Regions from separate parts of the Homo sapiens genome. Here region 2 is linked to region 1. Evidence: chromatin loops called from intact Hi-C (ENCODE). Cell type or tissue: psoas muscle. All regions are shown on one strand. Region 1 overlaps ZNF740 (zinc finger protein 740). Region 2 overlaps IGFBP6 (insulin like growth factor binding protein 6).

Region 1 (2,500 bases):
CTTCTCTGGCCCTCACCTTCAGGGAGGATGAGTGGAAAATAGCCTCCTCTTGCCCAAACATGAAGGGTGCTTGAGGTCTCAGCAGGAGCTGAAGAACACAATTTGGGGAACAGAAGGGCTTTTGTTTTGGAGGGTTTTTTTTTTTAAGATGAATTCAACAGCCTGGTGGTTAGGATGTTTCTAACCCAAGCCAGGGCTTGTGAACATGAATTTTCTAAGGTGAAATAAACCTTTTCTTTCTGCTAAAGAAAGAATCCTTATGGGAAGTTTTGGGGTTTGGTTGACCCCCACTGTAACCTGACCTGACCTGTGGCGGGTACGGGAACTGTCTTAGTAATCATGGAGACTGGCTGAACCTGAGTGCCAAGCTGTCAGTAGGGTCTGAGATGGGAAACTCCTGAAAGTATGATTTCATTTCCCAGAAAATGTAAAGAATGGATACCAGCAATGATTCCTGGCTGTTACCTATTCTGGAGGGGTGGGGTTGGGGAGGGGGTTGTCCATACCTCTGTGGTATGAGTATTTCAGGGAAAAAGAAAGCAGGCATGGCACCCATTCGATTTTCCCTGACAGCATCTGAGATCCTTTTGGGGAGACGCTGAGGAGTGTTTGCTGCCATGTACTCTTACAGCTCTATGCTGACACTCCCATTTGATGTGGTCCAGAACTTAGACCTCAGTCCTTGGATCAGCCCTGTGGTCCCTGCAAGCAGGGGCATCTTTCTGCATGTGAGCCAGCCCCCTTCCTGTTCAAGGGTTCTGCTGGATCTGGGCTTTTCCTGTCCTTCACTTCTGGGATGATTCACCCCACATCTTCCAGTACCCTGTAAACCATTTTAAAATATTTAGAAAACTATCCTCCCAAAAATGCTTTTGAAAATGAGAGCCCTCTGTCCCTGCCACTTACAGCTAGTCTCTTTGGGATAGGGGTGTATGTGGAGAGATTCATGTAAGTCTCACATGAGTGACCTGTGCCCCTATGTGTACTAATGTGTGTACTGGGTCAGAAGGTGCCCTGGGTTCCCACAGACCTTGGTTTCCTGCCTGGGTGGGTGGGAGGGAGGGAACTTCAGAGAGTATGTGCGAACAGCCATAGCAGAGCCACCCCTGCCAAGGACCCAGTGAGGGAAACTCAGGAGCAGGTGGTTGGTTCAGTTCCCGCGCTGATGTCTGGGGCAGTGCATGTGTGAGAAGAGAGGCGCAAAGCAGTGAAAGGAGTGATTTGGCATCCAGAGGGCCCGGGAGCCCCACGGATACCCCAGGGAAGCCACTGACTCACACCGCTGCAGAGGCTCCTGGGCCCAATGCCCGACCCCTGCTGGCCAGCATGGGGCCTAGCACTGGAAGATGCCTCAGGTGTGTTTGGAGTGGGGGAAACGGAAGTAGGGCACGCTCTCAGAGACCAGGATAGAGAGTCAGGGAACCTGGGAAAGAGTAGTGCCAGTTCCGGGTAGGCTGCTGCACCAGGCCCTACCAGCTCAGGCTATAAACAGTCTGCTTTGCCCCAAGTCTTTTCCGTCCACCCCCAACAGCCTTGTCATCACTTAGCTACTGATCACGCCCATGGCTTGACATTGGAGGGTTACATTAGTGGAGTCCGCCACAGCTTCGAACCCTCTCCCCAGATGCCCTTTGCCTCTGCTGTGGCCCTGGGGTTTTATCAACTGTCCCCTTCCTATCCTCCTCTCCACCCTGTTTTTTGTTTTTTTTTTTTTTAAATAATATTTTGCTATGGGGGAGGGGAATATCAAATGGACAAGATCACTTTTAAATGGTAGTTTTTATAAGATGTTATAAACTTGTATCTTTTTACCATTAAAGTGCAGTGTATGTTCCTTCGTGATATATTTAGGATATTTAAATAAAAGGAAAATGGGGCTTTTCTACATACTATCTCCTCTTTGGGGAAGCTTTTTCATACTGGTTTTAGTTGTTTTCCTTTTTTCTCCCTACATAATCACCCCACAACTTCCAGCACCCTATAAGCCATTTTAAAACCCCTTCTCCACAGAGGAACAAGCAAGTAGGAGCAAAAACAGGGCATCAGTTCTGAGCAAGACGAAAAAGCACACGCAGCAGGACGGAAGGAGGCTAGACACCAACAGATGCAGTGTCTCTGACCTGGGACCCCCCTGCATCCGCAGCACTTGAGAATTCATAGGCCCTTTCCAGACCTGGCTTCCTGGGTCCCAGGGTGCACCCCGGGAGTTTCCTGCACATTCGCGCTTGGGCACCTCTCCCTGCCCTCAGGTGGCAAGAGGAGGATGGACAAGAGCTTTCCCGAGGCCCAGGCTATAAACAGTCTGCTTTGGCCTTGATGAGGTAAAGCAAAGTGACAGCTGTGGTCTGAGGTAAGACTTTATTGTATACTTGGGTGGGGTAGCCCAGATGGATGCAAGGTTGCAGGCATGGGAAGCAGCCCTCTTGGGTGTCACTCTGAAAATGAAGTAGGGTGGTGGCCGCACCTCGCCAGTGAATTAGTCCCCTACCAAGGTCTTACA
Region 2 (2,500 bases), 91 kb before region 1:
GAAAAGGGGAGGGGAACCCCAGACTCTGAAATTCTGCACACACTGAGAAATGACTCCTTTCCTCCTAATACCGGTGTTCGAAGCACCTAAACAGGAGGCGTCTAGAACCGAAGAGGCCCCAAATCCAGGGTTGTATTAGACTTGAGTAGGGACTGAGGGCAGGCTAGGGCGTAGGTTAGGGGAGAGGGGAGAAAGAGTAGGGGAAAGAGGGAATCTGCCAAATCAGGGTTATGATTTAAACCTGCTCAGAATCGTTCACCCATCCTACCCCACCCTGCTCCAGGGAGGAGAGCAGAAGCTGAGTCACTGGGTGGGTGGGACAGAAGTGAATCAGCCGTGAAAACATGGGGGGCAGCGGGGAGATGGGGAGGGCAGGAAATGCAAACTGCGCATCCCAGAGGCTCTGGGTTCCTTCCACGGGAGGGGATGGAGAATTCACTTGGAGTTTCTTTCAGTTCCAAATGCCCGAGTGCAGGCTTCTGGGCGTCCTCCTAAAAGGTGGTCTGGGTGGATGAGAGGAGGCAGTTTGGAACTAAATGGTTGGGTGCTAAATGTAGGGAATGAAGGAGAAGGTCTGGGGAGGGGTGGGCATCCTGAGGAAGAAGGATCAGACTCAGGATTGCAGGGGAAATGTCTCCTGGGTTGTGAGTGGTAGTTAGCTGGGAGCTTGTCTTTAGGCACAGAGGAAGAGGATCCCTTCAGGGGTTCTGATATCTGATTAGATGTTAGGCAAATTCCAAGCAGTCAGTACATGCTCCCCTTTCTGCCTTTTCCTGTCCCTGACTTATTTCCTCACCCCTTCCCAGTCCTGAGCTCTCCCCGGACCCTCCGGAAACTTTCTCCAGAGCCAGGAGCAACCTGCAGGTTGGAAGCCCCTCATTCCTTGCACCTTCTTAATCTGCCCTCAGCCTATCTTGGTTAAGGGTTGAATCCATGTGCTCCTGGGACCACTGGGGTTGAGCTGGCCTGGGTCACAGGGTACCAGAAGGGAGAGGTTCCCACTGCAGTGCCCCAGAAGTAACCACATCTCAGGCCTGGGAGGGGTGGGTTGAGTCATAGCAAGGTCACAGCAGGGACACACATTCCTTTTGGGTCCCTGTTGGCCCCCCTCCTACATCCGTTGCTCTTCTGCCCCAGCTCTCCGGCTTCGTGCGCCCCCTTCTGGCCTCTGGTGGAACAGCCAGGTCTTTTCACCCAAAGCCCAAAGCCCCAAATAGTCCTTTGAATTTGTTCTCCATTTTTTCATTTATTTTATTATTTATTGTAATTAATTGATTGATTTTTAAATTAGTTAATTTTTTAAAATTAAGTAATTAGTTAATTTTTTAAAATTAAGTAATTAATTAATTTTTTAAAATTAAGTAGTTAATTTTTTTTAATTAAGTAATTAATTAATTTTAAAAAGTATTTATTTATTTTGAGACAAAGTCTCACTCTGTTGCCCAGGCTGGAGTACAGTGGTCCAGCGTCTCACTGCAACCTCCGCCCCCCCGAGTTCAAGCGATTCTCCTGTCTCAGCCTCCGGAGTAGCTGGGACTACAGGAGCCTGATACCATGCCAGGCTAATTTTTGTATTTTTAGTGGAGACGGGGTTTCACCATGTTGGCCAGGCTGGTCTCGAACGCCTGACCTCAAGTGATCTGCCCACCTTGGCCTCCCAAAGTGCTGGGATGACAGGCATGAGCCACTGCGCCCAGCCAATAATTTATTTATTTTTGAGACAGGGTCTCACTCGGTTGTCCAGGCTGAAGTGCAGTAGCACAATCATGGCTCACTGCAGTCTTGACTTCTGGGGCTCAAGCAGTCCTCCTGCCTCAGCCTCTCAAGTAGCTGGGACTGCAGGTGCACGCCACCACACCTCGGTAATTTTATAAATTATTTGTAGAGATGAGGTTCTCATTATGTTGCCCAGGCTGGTCTCAAACTCCTGGGCTCGAGCAATCCTCCCACCTCTGCTTCTCAAAGTTCTGGGATTACAGGCGTGAGCCATTGCACCCATCCTCATTTTCCATTTTTGCTTTCCAAAATTCATCTCCTTTATAAGCCTTAAAAATCAGTATGGGAAATACTGGGGAATATTGTCAGGAAAAGTAATATAACTATTTGTCAGAGAAAGAAACTAGGGCCAGCATCATGCAACAGCGGGGCATAAGGCCCTCCCTTCCTTACTTCAGCAGGTGATGTGGGCAAGGCCCTTCTCCACATGGCTCTGCCTGATTTCTGACCTCTCCTTCTCCTATTCCTCCTCCAGTTGCAGAGGAGAATCCTAAGGAGAGTAAACCCCAAGCAGGCACTGCCCGCCCACAGGATGTGAACCGCAGAGACCAACAGAGGAATCCAGGCACCTCTACCACGCCCTCCCAGCCCAATTCTGCGGGTGTCCAAGACACTGAGATGGTGCGTTTGGAGCTGGTAGGGAGCAGGAGGGGTGGGAAGCCCTGGAGACTTCCATCTGAGACTGCTCCCTTGGGCTTGGAGACGTCTCCATTGTCTGTCCTGG

What was found. Hi-C counts contacts between places; a loop is a spot of excess contacts. Peaks named below come from ENCODE experiments on the same cell type or tissue, not always from the same donor. Only the 100,000 strongest peaks of a DNase experiment are listed, where the experiment ranks them.
Region 2: it touches region 1 in a loop (2.3-fold over the local background); 6 of 110 quality-filtered maps call a loop at or near these places.

What each region holds. Positions count from the first base shown.
Region 1 is chr12:53,188,979-53,191,478 of GRCh38, forward strand. It overlaps ZNF740 (zinc finger protein 740), which reads left to right. Exons shown (of 7, transcript NM_001004304.4): 7 at 1-2,500. ITGB7 (integrin subunit beta 7) reads right to left here. Exons shown (of 16, transcript NM_000889.3): 16 at 2,345-2,500. Among named protein-coding and RNA genes, the nearest start is that of CSAD, 9.3 kb to the left of the region's middle. RefSeq lists a silencer at 1,107-1,401. In psoas muscle, CTCF peaks have their summits at 1,331 (motif pointing left) and 1,530; a DNase peak (open chromatin) is centred at 1,283.
Region 2 is chr12:53,098,461-53,100,960 of GRCh38, forward strand. It overlaps IGFBP6 (insulin like growth factor binding protein 6), which reads left to right. Exons shown (of 4, transcript NM_002178.3): 2 at 2,252-2,397. Among named protein-coding and RNA genes, the nearest start is that of IGFBP6, 2.0 kb to the left of the region's middle. RefSeq lists a silencer at 1,012-1,227. In psoas muscle, a CTCF peak has its summit at 1,169 (motif pointing left); DNase peaks (open chromatin) are centred at 341 and 1,141; H3K4me3 peaks cover 822 bases; H3K27ac peaks cover 1,049 bases.